2 separate regions of the Homo sapiens genome follow, and region 1 is linked to region 2. Evidence: read pairs that join two places in POLR2A ChIA-PET (ENCODE). Cell type or tissue: PC-9. All regions are shown on one strand. Links, peaks and the distances in the headings refer to the core of each region. The heading gives the core; the rest is flanking DNA.

Region 1 (7,462 bases), core at 1,677-5,676, 98 kb after region 2:
CTGGTTTGAATCCCTACTCCCATATTTACTGGCTCTGTGACACTGGGCAAGTTACTGGGCATACCTACTCCTCTGTCTTCGCATCTGAAGAAAGGAGGTAACATGCATCCATGCCTCTCTGAGAGGGTTGTAGAAGGATTAAGTAAGCTCACACATGTAAGCTGCTTAGTCTAGTAACTGGCATATAATAAGTGTTCAGTTATTGTTAACTATCTTTATTGTTGTTCCCATCCAAAAGTTCTTTGTTGCTCAGGTATTGGTCTATAGAAATTATGTTGAACATGGCAGGAGGAGAGAGTAACATCCTTATGGAGGATACTTAACTGGGTCATCCTCTTCTAAATGGTCAAAGGGCCTGTTAGATTGATGTTAGAGTGATCAACCTCCTGGGGATGGCTACCCTGCTTCACCAGGAGTCCCACATCTGATGCCCAAGTATCCACAGGCCACTCATCCACATTCTTCTGCTCCACCTGCTGTAACAGCCAACTAACCTGCTGCAGCGCCTTCATCTTTCCTACACTGGTGGAAGGGCGAGGATTAAAGTGTATCACCGTTGTTTTGATCTGGCTACTATGGTCCTGCCTGCCTTCCTTTGGATAAGGACAGACAGCTTGGAATATAAATGCCCTAGCCAACATAAGGGCTCTAGGCATGATTGCAGGGTGAACCCATTAATCACTAGCAAGGCTGAAGTCATAGCCCTCAGTGGAAGCAACCTGAACATATGGCCCATGATGAGATGAGTGGGTACCGTGGTAAGGAAGTGAGGGTGCTCCTCAGGGCACAGGGTATCTCGGTTGGCTAGGGAATCTGGCCCTGCTTCCCCCAGCAAGTTCTCCATGGAGACCAGCACAAGAGCACTGAACCAACTGTGTGGGCAACAGGAGACAACAACCACAGTAAGAGCAGCTTCCCTGCAATAGCACCTACTGCGTGCCAGGAAATAAGTAAGCCAGGTGCTTCATATATGCAGCATTACTTCACATGTTTACAACCACTCCAAATATTCAGCTTTCGAGCTGAGGAAACCAAGGCGGCACAGAGAGGGGGAGTAACTTGCTCAAGATCACACAGCTGGTGTCGGTGTAAGACTCAAACTGAAGTCTGTTGGATTTTGAAACCCACACCCTTTTCTCCACTGCATTTTGCAGCTGTTGGCTACTTATTTCCATACATACCCAAAAGCACAAGAGAGTCAAATTTTCAAATGGGAGACAGTTGGGTAATTGAACATGAAGAAAACAGTGGCTACTAGGTGTCTGGTCACATGGGTCAATGGAATTAAGGGAGAAAAAAAAAATCACTGCATCTTTGAATAGACTGGAGTTACACTGAAAAGAAGAGGACCTCAGTAAGGAATTCAACACCAAGTTACAGAGACTGGCCACACCCACCGCAGAGGGCTTTGCGGCTGCCTATGGGGACACAGGGACAGGTGCTCAGGGACATGTCTGAAACACTACTAAGTTCTCAGACGAAGGTTTTGCTTGTAAAGCTTTTAATGGTAGAATAAAATCCAAAATGAATGTCATTCGTTTGCATAAAAATGAATATGAAGAAAATAAAATGATAAACCAGAAACTGGTTTTCAGAAGTTTCTTTTATATCCTTAAAGTGTGTTATCGAACTGCAGGGAATTCTAGCTTTTCTGGGACTGGGCACTCAGCTTAAGCCATCCCCATGTACGAACTTGTGAAAGCTGCCTGCTGCCTGCTGGGGTTTAAGACTCTCCACCCAACAAAGACATTCTAAGAAGAAAATAAGAACTGACAGCACGTCAGCTTAAAGAACAAAAAACAAACAAAATACCTCACACTAAGTAATGAGACAGGGGTTTCAGTGCTGTTTTTATTTTTGTAATACACCGACCACGCCTTCAACACCAAAAACCCAAACTTCACTCTTAACAAGTTCTAGCACTCCTGCTATTTCAGGATAATGGCACTTCGGGTGTCAACAGGTAATGCAGACACAAAGCAGTCAGGTTGTGCATCCCTCTGTGTTCTTCACTTGAACATACTGCTTTTCAAGCATTCGGCGTATTCTTGAGGCTCCTAAGCTCCCTGAAGACGGAGTCACATTTTGCATAATTCTGCACCCCTCTACACACACACACTAGGCTCAGCACACTACCAACCAGCAATTACTGAGGTCTCTGATGTGCCAGGCACTGTGCCAGGCTCTTTGCTAGTGGTCTTACTTAATTTACACACCAAGTCCATAAGGTATGAGTTGTCCCCATTGTCTAGGAAAGCAATCACAGAGGTTAGGTATGTTCTGTGGCCATGGCCAGAAAAGGAGATGGCTGAGATTTGAAGAGACTTGTGTCTAACCCTAGTCATGCTCTTACACCACTCCAAAACCTGGCATATTGAAGGACACTTGTAAGCATCTAGCCTTGGTTTAAATTGAAACTCTATTGGTTTGCCCTTTAGAAAAAATCGGAAAATTTCCATCTTCAGAATAGAACACTTCAATCAAGCTAGTGGCAAAACTTGTCATCACGATCCTAATGTGTGTCAAGCTCCTGGGACTAGAAACTCTCTTCTGCCCGCTGATAGAACTTTGATTTCCTGTTTGAGGAATGTGCAAAGTCACCAGCTGCCTTCTCGCCTTTTCTAGTTCCATCTCTGGCAGATAACTGACAACTTTTATTCTTCATGCCAGTAGAAGAATGCTTTCAAATGCTAGATGTGAATGATGACGGAACTACCATTTACTAAGCATTTACTATATTCTGGGGCTAAGCCAGGCAGTTTAATATACATTTTCTCCCACAATTTTTTTAAGTCCTCACACTAGCCCTCTAAGATAGGTACTTTTAATCAGCATTTTACATAAATGGAAACTACGCCTTAGAAAGGCCTACTGGCCCTCTAGGTTACACAGATTATACAGCTAGTCAGTAGTAGAAACAGGATTCAAGTCCATGTTTTTACTATTGCCAAAGCTTTTGCTCTTACACAGTTACTTCTGATGAGTTACTTTGATTCTGGAAATAAAAGAAATGCAGAGTATGCACATAGAACCATTACTAGGCCATAGATTTTCCCCAGTTGGTACCTATGTATGACAAAATAAAGCCTCATATCAGGAAAGAGTGATGCAACTTCTTACTGATATGGTATATCTGACTTCCAAGCATACACAAAGAACTCTATCTTTTTAAAACTCATTAGAAATATGGAAAAATGATGCTCTACAAAGTACCTCTCATAAAAACAAAACAAAGTTCTAATTGGATTCAATGCGGTTAGGCTAAAAATAGAATAATCCAACTTATAAATTTAAATATTTCAATACAAATCTCTTTTTAATATTGCCCATACCAAAGTACTTATAATGCTCACTACATTGTATAACACCAAGCACTGTATCCTCAAAAGACTTTATGTACCATCATCCAATTCCTACCTCGAGGCAAAAATTAAACTGGTCACAGGAAAATTTAAACTCATTTCTGCAAAACTCTCCCCCTGCTTGTGACCTATAAGGTATTTCCAGCCCAGACTCAAAGAGCTCATTTTATGGGGAAGAAGATTCCTTTCTTCCACTGACCTCAACTTTACAGAGCTGTATTGTGGCTCAAGATAAAATTAGATTTTGGAAGGAAAAGAGTTTGAAATATTATGTAGAAAAATATTGGCAACAAGATTCCTGGCATATCACAGCCTTAAAGCTAGAGAATTTTATCTGGAAGGCTGGCTACACAGTAATTTTAAAAAAACACCATAAATACACTTTTTGTAACTGAAGAAGACATTTATAATCCTAAGTGCCCTTGGTTAGTAAGTCAATTTAGGAAAATGAGTAATGCAAGGCTCTTTAGTATCAAGTTGCATTTTTTTTTCTGTAATACTCTCCATTAGAATGCAAAAACCAACAGAAGCCAAATTAAATGAAATCAATGTCCATTTAATAGAGTGTCCTCTAAATTCAAGGTAAAGACCATTACTATCTGAAAGGTTCCAAGCAAGAGTCCTTAAATATCAACAAAGAAGAGTCCTTAAGTATCAACAAAGAACAAATGAATGCTTCCAACAGACACATAAGGAAATAAGTGCTCTAGAACAATGATCTAAACAGGAGGTCACAGTGTTTGTCATAATGCGTCTATCAACCCCAGTTATAATTATCCAGGAAGGTGTAAAATGGGTGATAGTCGTTGATCAATAAATGTTCTCAGTGTTACTATTACCACCACCACTACCACTAGTTCTAGCAGAGTTGCCACTTTCTGCAAAAACAAATCTCTTCAAGGGAAGGGGTTTAAGCAACATATCAGTCTTCAAAGGTTTTTGTAAACTGTATTATTTCTTTACTAACATATCAGATCAGTCGCTCTGAGGAACTGTGTTTTTAATAGTCTTGGTAAGGGAAGAGAAAGGGTCATCTTAGAGTGAAGGAACAGTGGCCAAGCATGGTGGTTTGCAAAGACAAGCCCTGGGAAGCAAAGGGCACAAGAGGCGAATGGTAGTTGGACAGGTCACCTGAGTGAGGAGCAACAGCGATGGGGAGAACACAGAGCAATCTCTCCTTCAGACCATTTCAGAAACCTGTCAGAAAATCAGGTCCAATCTCAGAGCTATGTTATTTTAAAAAAACAAAAGTGATATTTTTAACAGTTCCCAATTTCATGGAAAAGGAGTATTGTGACTTAACGTTTATCTTCAGGTAAGATGTGGCACATGTAAATGTTTTTGGAGACACAGTATTTGAATTCTAGTTCAAAAAAATTCCTTCCCAAAAAGGGTTGGCATAGCAGTGCTACAAGGATCTATACAGTCCTTACATATAAAGTATAACAACTGACAAAGGGCAATAATTATGTGCAAAAAGGTGAAGGCACTAGCCCAAATGGAATTGCTCATAAGAGAACCAAGAACTTTGCTGTATCAGCCAAGAATGAGACTCCCTTGGATGAATCCATAAATGTCAGGTCCAGAAAGGAAATGTAGGTTTCCCTTTTTTAAACAGTACAAAAGGCCAAGAAGCTTTAGAACTAAACAAACCAGGCCTGACCTCATAACAGTGTACTAAAAGCAAAGTCACAGATGTTTACATCTAGTCCAAATCAAGCCTAATATTAGAACTGAAACAAATAATTGTCTCAGCCAGATTTCAGGTTCCAAAAGGGGAGCAGACAACCCCTGAAAGGAGAACCATCATTTGCAGCTGCTAAGTGCTAAGCACTGTGACAGGCTTCTTGCATATGTTAGGACACTTAGTCCAGAGAGCAGCTGAATCTGTATCCCATAGAAAGCCATGGAATCTGGGGGCAGATTGAGAGCAAGGAGTGGGGGCTGAGACTGAGTCCAAAGGGCAGTTATATGCTCACTACTGTGAGCAATTACCTCTGAAGCCAGACGTTTGACAACAGTTGATCACAGGTCACTGGCCAGAAGTTACATGTACTGCAGCAAAGGTTTCTACCTCTTAGGACTCTAGCCTGGGGTCTCTAACCATGACTATGCCTCCCTTCAATAAAAAATTTATGACTGTTAACCCCCAATAGATGCATATTTTAAATTACATACATGAACTACTATTCTACTATATTATGGTAATTATAAAGCATATATGAAACATGTAAGTTAGAAAACAATTATATTTTAAATTTTAAATTGAAATTTTAATATTTTATTCTCCTAACCCAATGGATCAGGCAGTGTATCACATTTAGAGACTAGCTTTTTTGGCCTTTCTCTTCCAGAACACTCCCGATGGGCACGTTCTGCTTCATGGGTCCCCAAGTCTAGGAAGAACTGACAGAAGTGGAATAGGTCTGCACATTTGGCCTTTACAGCTGAACCCATATTCAGTTTCTCACAATAATCAAACTTGAGAAGAAAGAGAGCCACTTCTTTGATCATTAGTAGACAGGCTCTTGCCAAGAGTGGTACAAATTGTTCTTGCATACAGATAGGAAAAGGAACGTCAGAGAGACATGTATCTTCAAATTCAGCTTGGCCAATAATCACATCTCTTTCTCATCTAACCCCACTTCAACCAAAGTCAAAAATTAAACTGGAAAGATCTGAACATGTTCTTTTTTCTTCTTTTGCCTGACTGTAGTGATTCTGTGATGTCAGGCAAAGCATCCAATTTCTGCAGGCCCCATTTTTTCGTGTAAACATTGGCATCAGCTTTGAGAATGACTAAGGATTCTTGTGGACATAAAAATCTAAAGTTCTAAAGAAAATTCCTAAGTCAATTTTCCTAATATGGCATTTATATACTATGGTATATTATGCAGCTATAAAACTAACACAGGAACAGAAAACAAAATACCACATGTCACTTTTAAGTGGGAGCTAAATGACAAGAATCATGGAGACAAAGAAGGGAACAACAGACAATGGGGTCTAGTTGAGGCTGGAAGGTGGGAGAAGGGAGAGGAACAGAAAAAATAACTATTGGGTAATAGGCTTAGTACCTAGGTGATAAAACAATCTGTGTAACAAACCCCTGTGGCACAAGTTTACCTATATAACAAACATGCATGAACCTCAAATAAAAGTTAAAAAAATTAATAGGAACAGATTTCAGAACTAAAAACAAAAAAAAAAAAACATAAAAAGAATATTATGCTGCTATAGAAAAGAATGAACATGGATGGAGGCCATTATTCTAAGTGAAGTAACTCAGAAACAGAACATCAAATACAGAATGTTCTCACTTATAAGTGAGAGCTAAACAATGGGTACACATGGACATAGAGATGGAAATGACAGATACCGGGGACTCTAAAAGGCAGCAGGGTGGAAAGGAATGAGGATTTAAAAATTACCTATCCAATACAATGTTCACTATTTGAATGATGGGTTCACTAGAAACCCAAGCTCCAACAGTGTGCAATATATCCATGTAACAAACCTGCACGTGTACCCTGTAAATCTAAGCTAAAAAAAAATAATTTTTTGAAAAGTTAATTTTTCTCACCCTGGTTTCTCTCTGTGTTCAAATGTTGGCTGTGATATAATGTGAAATGTGAATCATTAATTAAATGTACCAACCTAGAAAAAAAACATAAATATGTTTGGTTGACATTTACCACTTCTCCCATCCCTCATCTAACACTAATATATTAGAAGATGCAGATGTCTGATGGATTCCTAACTGAACCAGACCAAATGCATGAGGTACCTCTTTTGCAGAACATAGGACTGAGTCTAGGTAAGACACCTTCTTCTCCTCTCTTTCTCTGCAAACACAGACAGAATCACACATGCACAGTACCCTTATATACACCTGCAAACGTATATAGAGATCAAATAATGGCATAACCCTAAAGCGAGCAGGCATTATAAGCATCTCAAAGAGAACCTGGTGTAGACCATGTTAAATATTATAGGGATTTTTAACTGGTTGTTAAGCGCACAAAGTACAAGATATTTTATTTATTTATTTATTTATTTATTTATTTATTTATTTATTTATTTATTTATTATTTTTGAGA
Region 2 (7,462 bases), core at 1,366-5,365:
CAGTGTAAACATCTTAGGCTTCAGTGATGAGGAGTAATCCCTAACTCAAAAAATCCCCAAACTATTTGGCTCTCTAATATTGTTCAGTTTGTATCTAGTTTGCATCTAATTATGATTGAATCTGGTGTTCTGGGCACACCTCCACACCTGTAGGAAAAGGACAATTTCTTCTCTCAGCCTCAGTGAGTTCTTCCCCTAAGCCTTTCTGTGCTAAAGATGGACAGCATCACCTCTCAGACTGAAGCCAAGCATCAGGCACCAGGAGAGGCACTCTGAATATTTCTACATCTGCCTACTTTGTGACATGGAGACTCAAGGGTAGGAAGTAATTAATTGTCTTTAAAGGGATTTCCTAAAAGCTTCTCCTGAACCCTGGCTATAGGAATTAGCAAATTAAATAGAAAGGAACTACAGAAAGTAGAAATCATTATTGGCTATATTGAAGATGATCCTAATTACTGACTTGCTGAAGACTATGCATCTGTGGCATATTCTTTGTTTCGAATCACCCCACAGATTCCACACTTTCGAATAACTATGTAGATGCTCAACAGATGGCAAAAAGAATTCTGAAGGGATGAAGTACAGAAAGCACCTACTCCAATCACAGTTGGTGAGCAGGGAGACTCTACAGTTCACGCATTCCATAGCTTATTGCAGTTTCATTGTCGGGGGCCATTAAAGCAGGAGAGCAGAGACAAAGGAAAGGTGGCCACTGTCCTTAGATCTAGTGAGAACCCTACTTTCCCAGCACTGAAAACCACCTTTATGGCCTGAGTACTATCTACTCTCTCTGCTTCCAACCAAAATTTAGTGAAGATTTGTTTTTAAGTTCAAATAATGTTTTGGTTTATCACCCATTATTTCAGTTATATTTGCTAAAAACTTCTGAATATTTCATACCAATTACATTTACTTTTATGATTAAGAAGTCATCATCCCCTTAACACCCACAATCAGATGAAATTTTATAGTCTTCTATTCACAAATAGGAACAACCATTCCCTCTAATTGAATTCAGGCAGTATTACCAGTCTGCCCAGGACTCTGTCTATCCATTTAATTCGATTCATTTATTTTTTGTGTCTCCTATGACACAAATGGGAGACCTAATAGGTTTCTCTGATGGCTGTGACCTGCTCTTACGTTTTAATGTTAAAGAAAACAATACACCTGGAATACAGGCAGGTCTTAAAATGTGCTTAAAAGATTAAAAAAGGCTTTTCAATAACAGGAAAACATGGGTTCCTGTATTAGACACACACCCCTAAATGCACAAAGAGAATTTCCTCCTGTGTTTATGTAAATCATACAACATTTAAGCCTGGGAAACATAAAGGCTTTCTTTCTAACTTTAAAGTTGTTATGAGCTCCTATTTTCACTTCTGGTCCATTTGCTTCCAAGTAATTTACAGCATTTTAAAAGCTTCAACACAACTCGAGATCACTGTATATTGCGGGCATGTTTTAAGATTCACATCTAAGGAAGGTAAGTTCCATTGAAAGTTTGTCATTGAAATGAGGCATGCAGGAACCCCAACTATTATGACAAATGACCCCATGGAATTCCTCCACAGTGATCACACTGCAGAGCAGTCATTTTTAATGGAGGCAGTTGCAACTCTATCCATTCCTGCCTTTCCTCCCCTATTAGTTTATTCCTTGCCCAGTTCTTGGAGTCTGGCTAGTTTTCCTGGGCACTGAGCCTGGTTGGTTTAATTTTTGTTTATTGTTATTATCTCCAGCATCCTAGTTTCTATTTTGAAGCAGGTGTCTTAAAATTATATTATTATATACACATCGTATAGAGTTAAATTAAGACTTTCCCCTTCTGAAATCAAAACACTTGCACACACACACACCATTGCCAGACTTTTTGAGTACATACTTGAGGAAAGCATGCTTTAACTATTTCATTGTTTTGTTGTTTTGGGAGTCAGTAGCTGATAAAAAATACGCCAGTCACACAAAATCCAGATGTCTAGTGAAAAACAGTGATTCACCTTCTCTTTCCAAAGGAAAGCTAATTGACAGTACACCCTGGAAAATGCAACCAAATTATCTGGATCAGTAATATCATAGAGCTGCATGCTAGAGACTCCCAAAGTCATTATTTTGAATGACTTTAAAGGTCAGGGGATTTCCGTTATGGCTTCAACATTCACAGGGAAGAGACCAACACAGAGGCATTTAAAGGAATAGGGTGGGTATGACTCCCAGGTAATACTGTAGACCACTCTGAAGCAGCCGATTCTCCGGCTTCCTGCACTGGTATCAGAGGCAGGCAGAAGCATGGGGGCAACCCAATTCAGGCCGCTTTGCTATTAGCTCTGAAAAAACAACATGGTTTTCATGGCTTCATGCCTCTTCTTTGGCTTTCATGTAGACTTGCTACTACCTTTCAGCTTTGGTTAAGAAGCAGTGACACAAACTATTATGTCCAGAATATCCAAAATATCACTGCCATCACTACTCCAGTGGAGTAACATCTCTGTCTCATGAACTAATGGTCTAAAGAGCTCTTTTTAAAAATGGCCCCTCCATGAGACACTTTATACAAACAAAATTCGAAAACTTGCTATACTCAAAGGGTGGAGACCACTGACCTTGCCTGTGCCCAATCAGAGAATTCTATTTAATTAAAAACCAATAAGCCAGCCAATAACAAAGACCATGTCATAACAAATTGGTCTTGCAACAAGTCAGGAAAGTAGAACTGGTAGAAGAGGGAACAAAGACCAATGAAGAAAGACAGAAAGACAAGTCACTTGCATGTTATGTGAAATGGGAGAAGAGCTCATATACCGCCAAGATTCAGAGGCAGATCCTCTGTTTCAAGGTCCAGTGGCTGAAAGACCACTTTTTCCAAAAAGCCACACTGTTACACCTACACTCTCATTATTCACAGCATAATCCCTCAACTATTCCAAAAAGGAAAACCAGTTTGGCCTAGGAGACAAATTATCTATTTAAAATAAATAGCCTTAAAATATTATTTTAAAGGAGACAATCAGTATATACCACCTGTACATCCTCAACTATCTCATATTTGAGATAGCTGAATAACATCTTTTTACACATTTTTCTACATTTACTATACACATTGAACTTGAATTACTTTATAACTTTATGTGGCCATTTCTCAAAAAAGTAAAAAAGAAAGGAAAGAAGAAAAGGGGTAAAAGAAAAACAGATTGCACCCCCAATAGCTATAGTTTTGATGTTTAGGGTGGCTAAAAATAAAATAAATATCCTTAAAATATGATTTTAAAGGAAACAATCAGTATATACCACCTCTACATCCTCAACTATCTCATATTTGAGATAGCTGAATAACATCTTTTTACACATTTTTATACATTTACTATACACATTGAACTTGAATTACTTCATAACTTTATGTGGCCATTTCTCAAAAAAAGAAAGAAAGAAAGAGGGCAAAAGGAAAACAAACTGCACTAAATAGCTATAGTTTGATGTTCAGGGTGGCTAAAAAGCAGAATTTACCACACCTACATACCTAAGATGCCTTACACTTTCATCATGTGCAGCCCTATTTTGACCTTACAGTTAAGTGAAGGTCCGTGTTGTGTGGTATGCCTCAGCTCTCTGCTCTGCTGGAGTCTAACCACCAGACATTTTGATTTCAACAAGAGTGCTGATGAAAAATAAATAAGCTGGAGGTAAAAAAAAGAGGCAGTATTCACATAGAATATTATCAGGGCTGCTGTGTGACTGTGCCAGAGGTGACTAAGGGAAAAGAAGAAAGCAAGCTTCTGAAATGAGGGTTCAGGAAGTAACTGAGTGTGGCTTCTTGGTGCTGCTGTGGTGACAGAACAGGCTACGTGGCCAAGGTGAGAAATAATTATTTGGAGCTAGTTTCCTTACTGTTCTTCCAAAGCTCTAGTGTATGATAATTCTGGGTGGATTTCGCAATATCCATGAGAAACAAATATCAGGTCTGAGGCTGCTGCGCCAGCAATTCTATCAGCCAAGATGGCTGAATGTTTATAAAGCATAAAAGCAAAAATATCTAGGTTGTTACCTTAAATGCTTTCAGAACAGGGAAACATCCTCTCTGCTATAGTTAGTGGGAAATGGAGCATGGTGCTCTCCACACAGGATTGATCTTTTGCTTCTCACACTATTTCTTAGTGTGTTATAATTTGGGGACATAGTAAATGTTTAGACCCTGCAGGCTATGTAACCCAGAGTTGCAAACCAGACCAACTTGTGAAATGGTCAAGTTTGTCTCTGGGGCCCTCCCCTTCTCCTCCTTCTGTTTCTTCCTTCCCATCTTAGAATCTGGCTCTCTGGCCAGATTCCCAATAGGACCCAAAGGGGTCTGACATGGGATACTTAAATCTGCGCGTTTTTTGTTCTGTTTTGCTTTCAAGACAGGTCTCACTCTGTTGCCTCTGCTGGAGCGCAGCAGTTGCAGTCATGACTCAGTGCAGCCTCAATCTCCTGGGCTCAAGCGATCCTCCCTCATCAGCCTCCCAACTAGCTGGGACTACAACACATGTGTGCCACTACACCCAGCTAACTTTTATTTTTTTTGTAGAGATGGGGGTCTATGTTATCCAGGCTGGTCTCAAACTTCTGGGCTCCAGTGATCCTCCCACCTTGTCCTCCCAGAGTGTTAGGATTACAGGTGTGAGCCACCATGCCCGACCTAAACCTGGATGTTTTAAGGAAGGTCTGTTTCTTTTCTTTTCTTTTTCTCAAAAGAACAGCAACAACAAAAACGGTGGTACTTCAGTCATGTGCACCAAGCCACTGGGGAAAAATGTAGGATGCCCTTAAACAGTCCCTGCTCCATTAACCCCAAAGGTGGAAGGAAACAATAAAATCAGTGCATAGGGCTTTGGGAAGCAGATTTCCTCAGTCTACTGAAAAGATAATCACAAAGGAAAAAGTTTTCCAGACAAAAGTTTCCTGATTTTGAATCACTAGTTCCTTAGTATCACTAGTTCCTAGGTATCCAACTATATACCACATTCTCATCTCCAAAAGTGGAAGAAGAAGAGATAATGGAAAGTCTAGGAAATTTCTCCAAAAGGGATGCCAAAAAGGAACCACTTTATGAAAATGTCTTGCTTTGTAAAGCAGTTTGGGTAAGTCTTTCAGTAGAAGGAGAAAAATAAAAAACATCTTGCTAAAAAATTCTATGGGAAGGCTGCTTTAATATGAAGGCACAGCACTACGTCCAGAGTAGTTAGCAACTATGCAAATAATAGAGCAAGTGCCTGCCCTACACCAACTTTGCAGGCGGTACTAGCTGGTTTTAATGCTTCCATATGCCAACGAGGAAGCGGCATTACTTTTGGGATGTGCAATTTTAATGCCACAGGCCCACATGAGATCGATCTAGTTAGTACTTTTAAAATCTAGTCCCTTTTAATTTTAAACCTTCTTTATTCTGTTGATAATTTTATTAAATGTAAAAATATGTAGATTTTTATTTTGAAAGGATACTCTCTTTTTCAAGTAAATGACAGGTAGTCCTGGACTATTACATTTTAACCTTAAAATCAGGAACCTTAACCCCTGGAAGGCTTGAGTTCCCCACTGCCCTCCCCAGACTAGGACCACGATATGGTTTTATTATAATGGATACAGAGTGCTAACTGAGGTAGGCATGTATAAATCCATGAGGGAATGAATTTTTTTTTAAGTTTTTATTTTTGGCCTTTGAGCTTCTTGTGGATAATTTGATACATTCTTGAGTCAGGTGGCTGCTTCTTTGATGCCTTTGATGGCTCCTCAACAAAAGGAAGAACAGTTCCTGTGCTCACAAGAAACCATGAACTTACTTCAGGTTCAACTGTTTAGTTTCAAAATTCAGCCACAGTTTTAAGGTATTTGAACATTTTCTTACTAGAAAAGAGGAGTATCCCAAGAACTACAAGTAAGAGTAAAGAAAATGGTAATAACCAAGAAGTTACAGAAATATCAAGAGATATCAAGAGACTAGAAGGAAAGGAATTTAGGGGTGAAAACCTCTTACAACAATCTCTTTTCCTGCAATCCTTATTCTAGCAGCATCTCTCTTAAGTAATTCTGTTTGTTTCAGGCTTCCTGAAAATATGATTTCAGGGAGATTCAACAACCCAAAAGGTTTCCCAATATGTTTGATTTTTTAACTTCCTTAGACATTTCTCCATAGACCTGCAGAGAAAATAAATTTGCATGAATTTTGGATAAAGGGAACACATACAATGAATTATAGAACCTAGTTAATATTAGTTATTGCAAACTAATAGTTATATTTTATATGGAAAATTTATATAACATGTCTGTTTCATGTAATATAACTGTGAAACAAACAAACAGGTCTGAGCAAGACAGTAAATGCCCAGAGTTGTGACAACGGATGGTTTCTGAAAGGGATTAAATCCAATTCCACCTATGGTATTAGACAAGGAAGATAATGGAAGGGGTTAACTACAGTCACAAAGTCTTATTCTGTTCTTACTTCCTCAATTCTAGAAACAGATGTAAACATCATTTTTGATCCATTCTTAGGCGAGATTTACAGAGTATCAAAAAACAAAGGCTTCAAAGTCACGGCCAACTGACTCAAGAATGTATTAAGTTTCTCCACAAGAAGCTCAAAGGCTGAAAATAAAAACTTGAAAAAGAGATTTCTTTAATGTTATGCTTTCCTTTAACATTATCCATTATATACTGAAAAGTGTAGGGCAAACAGCAATTCTCTTCAGGAAAATGTCATACGTGGTAGAAATTCAATGCATATTTTACCTAGAAGAGCGGCTAAAAAGCATTCTTAGAACTAAAAAACCCTTTACAATGAGAAGAGATGGAAGCGTTTCTGCAGCTAAGGAAGCAGGTGAGGGAAGGGCCTGTGACTATGCTCCTGGATACCACGCACCTGCTGCTGAGCTTCCTCTTTCAAAACATAGATTAGGTCTAAAAGAACCATGGAAGGATGTCATGTGCACATGGATCTCCTTTAATGTGAGAAGGCCATTCCAAAGGGAAAAAAAAGGGACTCAGATTTGAAGGAGAAAGAGTAACAGAGAGAGAATTTTTAAATGGACTAGATACTAAACATATATCACTAGGTTTTTGGAAAAATCAAAGCTGTTATTACTTGGCAAGCATAAGCTGTCAAATATAATTACCGCTATCAGTCAAGCAAAGGCAGAATTATCTGCTCTCTTGGCTCTCCTGCCTCCTCACCACCACCACCATCCCTTCTTTAGTATTTTTCATCATACATTGTAAATGAAGGGATACAGCACTGAAGTTCTAAAAAAAAGTGCATGGTATCACTAAGAACCCGCCACCTTCTCTCTCTACTGTGTTCGACTGGGGAGTAAAATCCAGCAACATGCTCTGGTTAAAACCAAGATCAACTACATTATAAAAATTATCTAAAATTAAAATTAGCTGAATTTATTGTAATTTAAAAAATATTTTAATTTTTAATTTTTTA

Evidence for each region. ChIA-PET counts read pairs that join two places held together with the same protein. Peaks named below come from ENCODE experiments on the same cell type or tissue, not always from the same donor. Only the 100,000 strongest peaks of a DNase experiment are listed, where the experiment ranks them.
Region 1: POLR2A ChIA-PET joins it to region 2 with 5 read pairs; 2 of 35 experiments call an interaction of 5 or more read pairs at or near these places.

Annotation. Positions count from the first base shown.
Region 1 is chr14:24,954,890-24,962,351 of GRCh38, forward strand. All of the region lies in intron 2 of STXBP6 (syntaxin binding protein 6), which reads right to left. Among named protein-coding and RNA genes, the nearest start is that of STXBP6, 92 kb to the right of the region's middle. In PC-9, for the core only: no CTCF peak of the experiment used is centred there; no DNase peak of the experiment used is centred there.
Region 2 is chr14:24,857,622-24,865,083 of GRCh38, forward strand. The region is part of intron 2 of STXBP6 (syntaxin binding protein 6); the gene reads right to left. It overlaps LOC124903294 (a long non-coding RNA gene), which reads left to right and starts at 3,189. Exons shown (of 2, transcript XR_007064090.1): 1 at 3,189-3,854. In PC-9, for the core only: no CTCF peak of the experiment used is centred there; a DNase peak (open chromatin) is centred at 3,680; H3K4me3 peaks cover 1,396 bases; H3K27ac peaks cover 2,249 bases.